5 separate regions of the Homo sapiens genome follow, and all the other regions are linked to region 1. A link is a contact called in ENCODE Hi-C or POLR2A ChIA-PET data. All regions are on one chromosome and are shown on one strand. The core of a region is the stretch at or near the end of the contact, and the rest is flanking DNA. Distances in the headings are between cores, read along the strand shown.

Evidence for each region. Hi-C counts contacts between places; a loop is a spot of excess contacts on that map. ChIA-PET counts read pairs that join two places held with the same protein, here RNA polymerase II (POLR2A). Pooled maps may share reads with other maps.
Region 2: a loop to region 1 is called in a pooled map, with 22 times the contacts of the local background. The contact joins the promoter of DYM here to the promoter of PIK3C3 in region 1. A Hi-C loop is called at or near these places in 4 of 50 pooled maps.
Region 3: a loop to region 1 is called in a map of CD8-positive, alpha-beta T cell, with 10 times the contacts of the local background. The contact joins the promoter of MAPRE2 here to the promoter of PIK3C3 in region 1. A Hi-C loop is called at or near these places in 2 of 168 maps with a recorded cell type or tissue (CD8-positive, alpha-beta T cell and naive thymus-derived CD4-positive, alpha-beta T cell) and 9 of 50 pooled maps. POLR2A ChIA-PET finds 5 or more read pairs at or near these places in 1 of 52 experiments (activated CD8-positive, alpha-beta memory T cell).
Region 4: a loop to region 1 is called in a map of CD8-positive, alpha-beta T cell, with 14 times the contacts of the local background. The contact joins the promoter of INO80C here to the promoter of PIK3C3 in region 1. A Hi-C loop is called at or near these places in 5 of 168 maps with a recorded cell type or tissue (B cell, CD4-positive, alpha-beta T cell, CD4-positive, alpha-beta memory T cell and 2 more) and 10 of 50 pooled maps. POLR2A ChIA-PET finds 5 or more read pairs at or near these places in 1 of 52 experiments (CD4-positive, alpha-beta T cell).
Region 5: a loop to region 1 is called in a map of CD8-positive, alpha-beta T cell, with 8 times the contacts of the local background. The contact joins the promoter of RPRD1A here to the promoter of PIK3C3 in region 1. A Hi-C loop is called at or near these places in 1 of 168 maps with a recorded cell type or tissue (CD8-positive, alpha-beta T cell) and 9 of 50 pooled maps. POLR2A ChIA-PET finds 5 or more read pairs at or near these places in 1 of 52 experiments (activated T-cell).

Annotation. Positions count from the first base shown.
Region 1 is chr18:41,953,947-41,956,497 of GRCh38, forward strand. PIK3C3 (phosphatidylinositol 3-kinase catalytic subunit type 3) reads left to right here and starts at 1,288. Exons shown (of 25, transcript NM_002647.4): 1 at 1,288-1,413. The coding sequence starts at 1,346. RefSeq lists an enhancer at 1,066-1,245.
Region 2 is chr18:49,459,359-49,461,909 of GRCh38, forward strand. DYM (dymeclin) reads right to left here and starts at 1,287. Exons shown (of 18, transcript NM_001353214.3): 1 at 1,040-1,287. RefSeq lists a silencer at 686-1,265.
Region 3 is chr18:35,040,129-35,042,679 of GRCh38, forward strand. It overlaps MAPRE2 (microtubule associated protein RP/EB family member 2), which reads left to right and starts at 1,285. Exons shown (of 7, transcript NM_014268.4): 1 at 1,285-1,533. The coding sequence starts at 1,412. RefSeq lists an enhancer at 1,245-1,394.
Region 4 is chr18:35,496,684-35,499,234 of GRCh38, forward strand. It overlaps INO80C (INO80 complex subunit C), which reads right to left and starts at 1,277. Exons shown (of 5, transcript NM_194281.4): 1 at 1,036-1,277. The coding sequence starts at 1,191. RefSeq lists enhancers at 295-444, 715-834, 1,185-1,454.
Region 5 is chr18:36,066,285-36,068,835 of GRCh38, forward strand. It overlaps RPRD1A (regulation of nuclear pre-mRNA domain containing 1A), which reads right to left and starts at 1,275. Exons shown (of 7, transcript NM_018170.5): 1 at 970-1,275. The coding sequence starts at 1,120. RefSeq lists enhancers at 975-1,114, 998-1,513, 1,225-1,454.

The DNA.
Region 1 (2,551 bases), core at 38-2,537:
GAATGGCATGAACCTGGGAGGTGAAGCTTGCAGTGAGCCGAGATCGCGCCACTGCACTCCAGCCTGGGCAACAGAGAGACGGGCACTCCAGCCTGGGCAACAGAGCGACTCTGTCTCAAAAAAAAAAAAAAAAAAAAAAAAAGAAATGACATAGCAGTTTGGGAGGCCAGGGCAGGCAGATCACTGGAGGTTAGGAGTTTGAGACCCGACTGGCCAACATGGTGAAACCCCATCTCTATTAAAAATACAAAAATTAGCCTGACTGGGTGGCGGGTGCCTGTAATCCCAGCTACTTGGGAGGCTGATGCAGGAGAATCGCTTGAACCCAGGAGATGGAGGTTGCAGTGAGCCGAGATGGTGCCAGCCTGGGCGACAATAGCAAAACTCCATCTCAAAAAAAAAAAAAAAAAAGAAATAAAGGCATAGAAAATGGAGACTTTCATTCAATATCATCATTAATAACCAGTAAGTAGGAAGTATTAAACTCAGCAATGCATTAGACAGCTAGCGGGGCAAGACACGGAAGTAAATGGCACACTGGTCTTACCTTCCAAGAGTTTTCAATCTAATTGGAAGGGAGTATTACAATTTTAGATTATAATAATTATAAAAACAAACATTATAGGAGCTCAGAGGGTTTAGAGATCTGTGTTCTGTAGTTATTACAGGAGGCCTCTAGATTCTAACTTGGGTTAGGGCTTGAAACTACATTGAATTTGAATATTCCCAGTTTAAACATGCACGCAAGTATTATGTCCAAAGTAGCATGAATACTGACAACACCAAACATGAAACCCAGATTTATTTATTCTCTATTTAGTCCTTTCCCTACTCTTTAGAGCAGAAAGAGAAAATCCTTGCTTGAGATAGCAAATTAGTGCTACACTTTTTGGGAAGGCCACTGGAATTTAAACCTGGCAAAATTCCAATTTTTGTGCTTGTAACCTGTTTAGCCGGCAGCCAGTGAAAGCTGTTATAATTCTTTTTGAATTGAATTTTCTTTCGTATTGTTTTAGGTACAGCTCAAGCTCAAATGATAGCGTCTCTTTTTCTTTAAAAAAAAAAAAAAGTGCTGTCAAGACAGGAAAACTGGAATGTAACCAGATTAGCCGTTTCCCGTATACATTTGCCCTTAAGCAAGATGGTGGGCGCCTTGTGCACATGCGCGGAAGGGTTGTTTCGGCGGGGAGTTCCGCCGCGTCGGAACTCGCTCCGGGCGTGGATTGGCGGCTTGCTGGCGGGGGCGGAACCGGAAGTTCCGTGTTGTGGGGCTCAGCTGGTTCATTTATGTTGTTTTTCCTGTACCTAAGTTCCCGCTGTAGGTGGTACCTTTGCAGACGGTGCGATGGGGGAAGCAGAGAAGTTTCACTACATCTATAGTTGTGACCTGGATATCAACGTCCAGCTTAAGATGTAAGAGAACACTCGGGACAGGGAGTGGGATTGCTGGGGCGTAGGGACGTGGGGGCAGGGGCCTGTTGGGAGTGAGAGGCAGAAAGTACGTGACTCGTCTCAAGGCCCAGATTGGGGGCGGCTGTGAGGGCTGTAGCCAGGGAGGCGCGAGAGAGTGGATCGTGGAGAGGGGCTCTTTTGGAAAAGGATTTAATACGTGGTCTCCGTGAGAAGCACAGCAGTAGGAATAGCCCTTAAGTTCCGCTGTATTTTACAGTCTTTAAAGTTTTTGCTGTTCAGCCTTTTGAGAGTTTATTACTATTTCATTGTAAATTAAGAAATCAAGTCTCGTCGTAAGTAAGAGGACGATCTTTATTTTGGAACGGGGCTTGTAGGGTGGAATGAAGGCTTCAGAAATTATGGAGAGGTAGACACAGGCAGATGCGATAGTTGAGAATAAGATGAGCACATGGTGTATTAGCACGGGAGGTGATAGAGGCCTAGAGTGAATCTTTGGGTAGTATGGCAGTGTTTAGTCAGGGAAGTTGGGAGTAAGTCGAAGATGAGGGTTCCAGTTTCAAAGGTACCAAGAAGATAGGAGAAAAGAGTCTTTGCAGGAAAACGTTGGGGCACCACGGCTGAAGTAAAGGTCAAGGGCGTGATATCTTGAGATGAGGATAATAGAACTGGTATAATGACGAGGGATGCACAAGACAGAGTTGGAAATTATGTCCCTTTTAAGGTGGTCATGTAGGAGTGTTGTCAAAGCTATCACAAATTATTGACCATAGCATCATCCATAATTAATAAACATTTCTTGTGTATGTTCAATTAATATTCAACAAATATGTGTCGGTCAAAGGCCTGCAGTAAGTGATAGATAAATTTTCTCAGTTGTCTGATGTACCTTTGAATGATCATTTCATTTTATTTTCAGAAGTCCCTTATTCGCTGACAAATACTTTACTTTTTAGTTTGTGGTGGTGGTGGTAAAAGTAATATGTCAACAACCACCTTGTACCTTTGTATGATACTTTATACACTCATTTAAGGTATTTTCCATAGCATACACCACTAGTAGTTTATACAGGATCAATATTGATAAAGGGCTTTCCTTCAGCTTGATGCTCAGTATTTCTTGGATATATGAATGCATTTT
Region 2 (2,551 bases), core at 37-2,536, 7.5 Mb after region 1:
CTTCAAAGCAGGATAATCACTCCAGAAATCCATATATTCATAAATTTCATCCTCTGCAACAACCATTCACCCATTCCTATAGATTCTCTTCCCTTCCACCTCGTTCTTCTCTTGAGCCCTCAACTCATCAGCCTAAGCACCTGAGTTCCTCTGGTGGACGCTACATTCCTCTCCACGGCCTCCACCCTCCAGGTTTTCATCCTTCAGCACATCACCCTTGCTCTACACACCCCTCTCTCCAACTTCCCCTCTCCTCTTTCAAGGAACTCACTCCATCTGTGCCCCCTAATCAGTCTATCCTGGGTACCCGCTTTGCTGGCCGATTACAATCATCCCATCACTTCTCTACCCCTGTTCAGTAGAGAACAGCTTTATCCAATCAGCTTTACCACACCAATACCCTCAAACCCCACTACTGCCCCCAGTTCACAAACACCCACCCTTTCACTTTTCAGTCAAAACACAATTGCTCAGGCAAATCCACGGCGACTGAAAGTAGATCAATAGTGTAGGGGAGAGAAGGAGGAGTGACTGCTAATGGGTACGAGCTTCTTTGGGGCGGGGGGGGCGGTGATTAAAAATGCTCTGGAGTTAAGGGTGGTGATGGCTGCTCAACCCTGTGAATATACTAAAAACCACTGAGTTGTACTTTTAAAGGGTTAATTTTCTGATATGTTAGTTATACCTCGATAAACTATGAATGTAAAAAGAAGAAAGAAAAACCCAACAGCTATTGCTCACCCTGCCCATCACACGCCCATTTGTCAGACCAACACCGCCCCATCTCCGGAAGCACCGACTTGGCCTTCGGTATCCCCCAACTCCCAACAGCGGACTCGGACAGAGGTCCGTCCGCTGTCAGCACAGCCCCTCCGGGTGGCCCAGGCGCCCGCGGGCAGGGAAGGGAGGGTCCCTTCGCCGCCGCCCCGGGGCGCTGGCCGGGTTGCGGAGGGTGGCCCCTGACCCCCTCTGACAGGAGGCCGGGGACAGCCAGGCTTTCGGGCCCGGCCGCGCTGAGGGGGGCGGCGCTACAGCCCACCTGTCTCAGCCGGCTGGGGGATCTGCTCCAGCTCCACGGACCCGCGGACGGATGGGAGGGTGGCAGAGGGGTCAGGAGAAGTCGCTGTCGCCGCCGCAGCCCAGGTGGCGCACACCGGCTCAGGCCTCCATGTTTCCACGTCTCAGCGGGTACAGATCCGGCTCCGGTCCGGCCTGCAGCTCGGCCCCGGCTCGGCTCCAGCCCGGGCCGCGTCGGTGCGGAGGCCAGGAGGCGGCGAGAGAAGAGGGAAGCGACCGAGAACGCGGCTAGGGACCAGACCCCCAGGCGCGCGCGCCAGCCAGGTGGTCACGTGGCACGCGGCGCGCGCGGGCTTCTGGAAACTGTAGTCCTTTGGGTGTTATTCGTGCCTCCGCCCTCCTAGTACCTCCTGGGCTACCGCAAAGCCACGTGGCGAAATCGAGAAGCGCAAAAACAGCCGTGCGCGGTGGCTCACGCCTGTAATCCCAGCACTTTAGGAGGCCGAGGTGGACGGATCACGAGGTCAGGAGATCGAGACCATCCTGGCCAGCATGGTGAAACCCCGTCTCCACTAAAAATACAAAAAGTAGCTGTTTGAGACAGGATAATCGTTTGAACCCGAGAGGCGGAGATTGCAGTGAGTCAAAAAGTAGCTGTCTGAGGCAGGAGAATCGTTTGAACCCGAGAGGCGGAGATTGCAGTGAGTCGAGATCGGGCCACTGCACTCCAGCCTTGCGACAGAGCTCGACTCTTCTCAAAAAAAAAAAAAGAGAGAGAGAGAGAAGCGCAAAAACCTCACCTGCCGGGTGCTAGAGTCAACCTCACCTGCCAGGTGCTAGAGTCCTCGCTCATGCTACACCGCTCGTTCTGGCGGCTTAACCTTATTAAGGCCTCTGTTAATTGCAGCTGAATAACCATCCCAAAGTCAAGCAATATTGTGTGGGATTCTGGAGAATTGAGAAATAGCAAAATAATTTTTGATGGAGGCAGCTGGCAGGGCTAGCCCTGCCTGCAAAGTTGTCGGAAAGGACAGGTCCCACGGGAAAGAGTAGCAATATGAGATAGTGCCAAAACTATGGAATTTGAAGTCAAATGAGCTGAGGTTTCCACACTGACGTCTTTGAGCAATTACTTCACCTCTCTCAGCCAGTTTCCTCACCTAAAATATATGCATGATGATGATTCTGCCATTACAGGAAATGTTGACATGACTGTAGTAATAACAATTCACATTATGGATTATTTTCTATTTGCCATGCACTATTATTTCGCAAAATGACCCTATGGAACAGATAGCACCGTTATTCCCATTATATAGTCAATATGTGCCAGTGTACTCTGTAAAGTACTATACAAATATTAGGTATTCTTTTCTAGCATAGACTGCCAGTAAATTCACTGAGCTTGCAGAATTATGACAGGAAAACATATTAAAACCCAAAGTAGACTGGGCCCTGTGGCTTATGCCTGTAATCCCAATACTTTGGGAGGCTAAGGTGGGAGGATCACTTGAGCCCAGGAGTTCGGAAGGAC
Region 3 (2,551 bases), core at 35-2,534, 6.9 Mb before region 1:
GGAGGCGGAGGTTGCAGTGAGCTGAGATTGCGCCACTGCACTCCAGCCTGGGTGACAGAGCGAGACTCTGCCTCTAAAAAATAATAATAAAAAAAAAATCTCTCCTCTCTGGAGGACAGTACTGAACATATGCAGGGTCTTTTCAGTTTATAATCTAATCCGTAGACTGCACAGTGCTAGCAATTCTGTTCACAGTTATCTTTTCACAACAGTCATCTTGGAAGTACTTGATTCTTACCTTGATTTATAATATTTATTGAGCTCACATTACAGATCATTACTGTCCAGTCACATTGATAAAACCATGTCACTTGGAAGCTCCAGTTCACCACTCCTAGCTGTGTGACCTTAAGCAGTTTACTTAATCTTACTAGTTTACTCATCTTTAAAATGGGAATAATAATAGTATCTGTCACATAGCCAATATATTTGAAAGCGGTATTGCAAGGATATAGAACAGCTTGAATGTTAAGCACTTTCAAATACTAAGTGAGGTGATCACTTTTGTAATTCAAATGGAAATAGAATAAATGTCAATGAATTAATGATCTGTATCAGGAGGCAGCATAAAGAATTTGAATTGGAGGGTTTTGGGTAACTGGTAAAATGGTGGTTATCTTTTTTTAAAAGAAAAACCCTCTTTGGGGATTCCTTTGTACAGATGATCTCTTAATTTGCCATCTTTAATCCTCACATTATTAAAGGCTACATTGATTAGAAGGAAATACAGCTTCCTTGTAGGTTTTTAGCTTTTTGGCTTGTTTTTGGGGAGATGGTTGCTGCTATTTGGAGAAAGGGAGAAAGGCAGAAATTTTAACCTTAGTCTGATACCTTTTCTACAAGCTGGCCACCAGGTCCTTTTTAGGTTTTTCTGAAACCTGACCAAGTTTAATTGTCATGGCATAAAAACTTGGTATTGAAGGAGTTAAAGGGTCTCCCACACCCCTTTGCATGAATCGTTCTTTTGTGTACACAGCTGCAGTGGCAGCACGGGTCGGAAAGGAAATGGTTAGAGGAAGAGCTGGTTTTCAGACAAGGCGAGTCTGCGAGGGGGGCTGCAGGGTGGCCTGGGGTTTTACATGCCAGATGTAGGCCTGCCCCGGTGCCTGCCTGGAGCTGCTGGCGTGGTCACGCCGCGACCCTGTGCGAATTGAGGCGAGGTGATGAGTTAGCGGGTTGCCATGGCAACAGGCTGGCCACGTGACCAGGGTGCTGCTGCCGGCGCTCTGACGTCAGCTGCCAGAGGGCGGGGCCGCAGGAGGGCGGGGCGCGAGCGAGAGCTGGGAGAAGGCAGTGAGCGAGCAGGCGGCAGGCACGGTCCGTGCGGAGCAGGCGAGCGAGCGGGAAGACGCAGCCACCTTCCTCACCAGCCAGCCCACAGCGGTTTGTTCCCCTTCTCGGGAGTGCGCCAATGCCTGGGCCGACCCAAACCCTGTCCCCAAATGGCGAGAACAACAACGACATCATCCAGGATAATAACGGGACCATCATTCCTTTCCGGAAGCACACAGTGCGCGGGGAGCGTTCCTACAGGTAATGGGGCTGGCACGAGAGCAGCGCCGGGGACCGCCGTGAGGGCGCGCGGAAATCCAGCCCGTTATATAATGGAGCAGACACTGCCTGCGACCCCTGCTGCAGGCATGCATTTGTGAAGGCGGTTGTGATTATTTGGTATCTGTTTCCATGTGTCATGTTGGGTTTGCATTGAGGCTCCGCGACTGCAGATGGAAAGCATTTTGTGAATAGGTTTGCTGCCTTCGAGGGGTCTCCCTCCATCTCTTTCCTTCCACACTGATAAAAATGCATGCTGTTTTCCCCCGCTGTCCAAAGGGAGACAGGCAGTAGCACTTCCTTTCCTCCTTCCCTTTTAGATTTTAAAGGAGCCATTAGGTAGCAGTGCCAAAAGGCAGAAAACGGGAGGGTGGGGAGAAAAACGTTTGCGCTTAACCTGGAGAGTGTGCAGGAAAGATGGAATCCTCTAGATTAAGCTGCAGTCTGTGATGTTAAACCGCCAGATTGATGGAGCTTTGTAAGAATTCTGCTCGCTGATTGGTGCAGGGATTGACAGCAGAGGTGATAGTGTCAGACATTCACCAAAATTTTCTCCATAGAACCCTAGGTTTATTAGAAAGAGACTGGACTGCAAAGGACTTGAAAAAAACTGGGCGCTGTTATGCATTTTCTAAGGAGTTTATGGCCACCGCTTGGGTGGGGGAGCCTTTCCTTCTTATTTACAGTAGGAAGGTGATTCCTGGTCTTTTGCTGAGGTCTGTTTTGAGGATGGGACTGATCTTGGTCATTGTATTGTGAGCCTTTTGATTAATGAGTTGGCCTGTACGGTTGGCATCATTTTTACATTAACATATCTGGCAATATGTTCCAGTAGATAAGCTCATTAAAATTGTTTGCATTGTTTGATAAGGATAACAATGTAATGGAGAATGCAGCTAGAGTCTTATGCAGCTCAAGGCCAGACTTGAAGGGAGACTGATAGCTTCGGTCATATTTCCTCTGAAGTTCTTTTGTACTGGGGTAGTTATTTTTAAATGTT
Region 4 (2,551 bases), core at 27-2,526, 6.5 Mb before region 1:
AAGGCGTGCACCATCACGCCCAGCTATTTGTAAATTTGGATGGGGGTTGGGGAGCAGGTCTCGAACTCCTGTCCTCAAGCAATCCTCTCACCTTGGCCTCTCAAAGTGCTGGGATACAGGCGTGAGACAGGATTCTTGAAGATCTGTGGTTCAGCCAGTATTCTTGAAAATTTGTGCATTGTACTCTGTGTAAATCTTACTATAGCAAAGTATTTAATATTAAAAGGTTAAAATAAAAAGCACTACCAATCACCTACAGAAGAAGGAACAAGATTTCTAGAACAGCCACTGACTGACTGGGTGAACGGTGGTGTCACACCATATGCTGAGGAGCACAAAGTAACACACTCTATCTCTGCTTTTTTGCTTTGAATAAAATGCAGGAGCCAGAGAAAACACTAATCAAGCCACTCCCTGCTGAAAATTCATTGCTGGAATTACGGAACCTAGATTGTTCAGAGGCCCTGACGTCTGAGCCAGGCGCTGAGCTCAGTGCCTTTACACTCATTACTTCATAACCTTAACAAGCCCATGAGTTAAGACCAAACCTGCCTTTGGATTGGGAAACCCAGGGTCAAAAAAGCACTTTTCTCAGGATGAGAGAAAGCATACTTATCAATACATCTTGTATTCATCCATGCAGGACATTACAGCGCTATGCGCCTCAAAGACACTGGGTAGATGTCTGCAGAATGGACGAGGGGAAGACACGCAAATTTCTGAATGACTGACACTCATTAGTCCTGAACCTCATGCTAAAGGCGACCTCGAGGGGAAGAGGCAGTCCTTCTATTAATACTAAGTCAGTAATAACCTCCCTACTTCTTCTTCTCTCCTTACAACACAAGGCGTTGTAAGCCCATGTGTCCAAACGAAGGGAAAGAGTAGTCATTCACTCCGCGGGGCAGCGTCTTTCAACCCCAACGGAGACCGCACGCGCAGCGCCCCACATTACGCACGCGCCCTGGCTCGGCTCCGCCCCGCCAAGTCCCGTTTCGCGACGCGCACGCGCAGCCTGGGAGCGCGACTGCGTACCTGCGCAAAGCTGGAAGCGGACGCTTTTTTCTTCTTACTGGCGCCATAGCCCCCGCCGCTGCTGCCATTGTGGGAAGGGCTGGCCGGCCTCTTCTTGCTGTTCCGGACTATTCCGGGAGTGGAAGTGGTGGCCACAATTGGAATTTGCGCCGCCATCGCACTCCGAGTCTTCCCCTGGTCCCCCCACCTTTTTCCCAGCGCGGGCCTTGGAACTTCCTTTCCGCTGTTACTTCCGTCTTGATGCTTGAAAACCCGGCCTGGACTCCAAGCTGTAGCTGGCTTCTCTCGGTGCAATCTAAAAGGCGGAGCTCGGAGTAGCCTGTGCCGTCGGGACGGGAAGATGTCAGCGGGCGTTGTCCTGCCACTCGGGCGCTCTGGGCGTGGGCCTTGGGTGGGGCACGTGCCTGGAAATCCCCATTGATAGAGGAATAGAAAATCTCCCAATCTTTTTAAGTAACTACGTTTTAAAAAATTAATGAGCGTGTTGTCTTTTCTCATATAGAAGAGTGATTACTTTTGATGTCTGTAAGCCTAAAGCTGGGGTCGTTCTCAGTAGACCGCCAAGCTACTGGCTTCTCCCTCTATCCCTCCCTGCCTTCCCACGCGGAAAAGGTTTGTATATAAATAGCGCCCAAATGGACATGAAGGGTAGAGTGGTTCTTAATCTCTCCCTTTTTTTTTTTCTTTTATTTGAGACGGAGTTTCGCTCTTGTTGTCCAGGCTGGAGTGCAATGGCGCGATCTCGGCTCACTGCAAACTCCGCCTCCCGGGTTCAAGCGATTCTCCTGCCTCAGCCTCCCGAGTAGCTGGGATCACAGGCATGTGCCACCATGCCCGGCTAATTTTGTATTTTTAGTAGAGACGGGGTTTCTCCATGTTGGTCAGGCTGGTCTCGAGCTCCCGACCTCAGGTGATCTGCCCGCCTCGGCCTCCCTAAGTGCTGGGATTACAGGCGTAAGCCACCACGCCCGGCCGGTTCTTAATCTCTTAGGATTCACAGACTCTTGAGCATGGAATCTGTGCTTCCTATCCCTGCCGCACACCCCCACCTCCCCACCACCCCATTAAATGTATACAGACACAGACAAAATTTTACAGATTTCAGGGAGGTCACAGATCTACTAAAACCTATTTAGGAACCTGAGTCCCCCTACCCGCCTTGTTCTTTGCCTCATTCTACCCTATATTTTTACAGAACCTTTGCGACATCATATAACTAAATGATTTATAATCGGATGGTTAATGTCTTTTTTGGCTCCTGCTAGAATGTAATCTGTATGAGGGAAGGGTCAGTTATGTCTTGTTAACTTATCAGTCCCCCCAATCACAGTACCTTGCAAGTCATTGGTGCATTATAAGTATTTTTAATGATGTATTTAACGAATGAACTAACTCCCTGCAGTGATTGGTGGAAGCTACTATGTTTGAATACAGGAAGTTGATGTATATGAGTCTTGATATTTGAAATAAACAGGCTGCACAATGACTTAGAGGTGAGAGAGAAGGAGCAGTTAGG
Region 5 (2,551 bases), core at 25-2,524, 5.9 Mb before region 1:
TACGTACATACATCATATAGCTTTCACAAGGTTCAGTAAGCAAGCGTCTATTTTGATTAATAACGGTTAAAACCTTTAACACTTGATAAAAAACCATCATATCCATCAGGATGTTTGCAACAATAATGAAGAGTGTCCACTCTACCCAATGAATTAAGAATTAAAGTACAAGCTCAGACTAAGCAAATGAAATTTTTTATTTTCAGTCGCACTAGGATAATTTTTTACAAAGTTGCTCTGCATACATGAACTGATTCTGAATATTTTAGTGACAGACATCTCAAAAAAGTTTACTTCATTTACAGGAACACTATCAAATGTTTTGCAAAACAAAGACACTGCATTAGGGCATATAATCATAGAATAGGAAAGGACTTTAGGTGACTTACTCTAAATCTCTCCTTTTCAGGTAAGGCATCTGCAACGCAGAAGTTATAAGAAACTTGCCCAATTGAGACCCTCTAAAATCTACAAATTCAGAGTCTTTTCCACTGCATTACCCATCTTCTTATATTAGACTTCTAAAACTATTCCTCTATTAATTTCACAAGAATAAGTTGCTGCGTTACAGAAATGACGGAAGTAACTCCCAAACCCACACCAATCTTTTTCTTTCCACTCCCCTACCTTCTCCCTCCCTTATCCTCCATTATCATTCACAGAATGAAAAAAATACCTGACCACCTGAATTTCTGGCCCTAATTGGGTGTGGAGTCCCAACCCCCTGCTACTGTTTCCGTGTTAAGCTAACCGGAGTTTTCTTTTTTAATTATTCATTCCTTTATTCAATAAATATCTAAGCCCAGACTTTGCAGAAGCGTGGTGCACGCAGCTCCTCCAAGCCCGCAGACCACCGCGCGCTGGCATCCCGACGCCGGGAAGCCGGGGGCGCTGGAGAAACGGGGTTCCCGGGGGCGCCTGGAGGCCGGCCGGGTGGTGGGAAGCGGCCGACATAAGCGGTTGACTCACCTTTCCGCAGCTCCCGCTCCCACACGGTGACGATGGGACGCGAGTGTTTACGGTGGTGAATGAGCCACAGGGACAAGGTCTGCACGCTCTGCTGCGAGTTGCTCAACTCCGACAGCTTCTTCTCCAGCGCCGCCTCAGAGAAGGCTGACATCCCTCCGACACCACGTTCACGCCGTCCCACGCGGTGGGGCCGAGGGGAGGAGAGTTTCGCCGCCCTAGCTGCGGCCTCGCCCCCTCACCCCACCCTTCCCCACGCTCTCACCACGGCCGCCGCTTCATCCAAGACCGGCCGCAAACCAGCAAGATGGCGTCCGGCCGGCAGTGACGTCACAGGGACCCACGCCCCGCCCCTCCCGCTGCAAGCCCTGGGAAAACGCGCGGCCGAGAAGTGGAACCGCCAGGCGGAAGGGGCGGAGTCGAAACAAGTGCAGGGGAGGCGGACAGGGGCGTGATGCCTGGGTTACTCTCAGAGGCATGGTGGGAGTTTGCCAGGCCTGAACCCTCCTTAATGGAAACTCTGTCAAAGAAGCAGTGATTACAGATCTCTACATAGGCATGTAAACTGGTATAAATTGGGGCAGGCACTTTAAAGACTATTTGCATGACCAATTACGGTTAAAAATACACCTTCCTAAATAGAGTATAGGATGGTGACCAGAGGCTGGGAAGGGTAGTGGGGGAGGGCTAAATAGAAGGACTAATAGAAGGACTAAATATAAATAGGACCTAGTATTTGATAGCATGACAGGGGACTAGAGTCAGTAATAATTTAATTGTACATTTTAAAATAACTAAAAGGATAATTGGATTGTTTGTAACACAAAGGATAAATGCTTAAAGGGATGGATACCCAACTTTGCATAATGCGATTATTAGGCATTGCCATGCCTGTACCAAAATATCTTATGTACTCCATAAATATATACACCTACTATGTACCCACAAAAATGAAAAATGAATAAAAATTTAAAAATTATAAGAATACTCTTTCCTAGCAATTTCACTAATTGCTGTCAGTGCTGGAAAAAACACCAGCATGTTTGCACCAGGAAGCTTATTCTAGGTGTTCAGTCCAACACAGTAACAGTGAAAAATTGGAACATTCACTGTTGCAGTCTACACAGATACGTCTATATTCCATAATACATGCAGCAGTTTAAAATATGGATTAATCCAAGATATGGTGGATTTGGAAGGGTTTGAGTGGGTTTTTATGAGGTTCTTTTTGAGAGAGGGCCTCACTCTCACCCAGACTGGAGTTCAGTGCCATGATCACAGCTTACTGCAACCTCGAATTCCTGGGCTCAAGCATTCCTCCCACCTTGGCCTCCCAAAATGCTGGGATTACAGGTGTGAGCCACCATGCCCAGCTGGATTTTTTTTTAATTACAGAAGCAAAAGTATAGTATACCACTTCTTGTTTAAAGGTATGTAGTTCATATGGGTTCACAAGTACGTAAACTCATGGCAAAGGTTTGGAGGAATACACACCACATGAATACTGGTCTCAGGGAGAGGATCAGAATTGGAGCCCTTAAATTGTGTCCATATTGTTTTCATTTTTACAAAAAGAATACGTGAA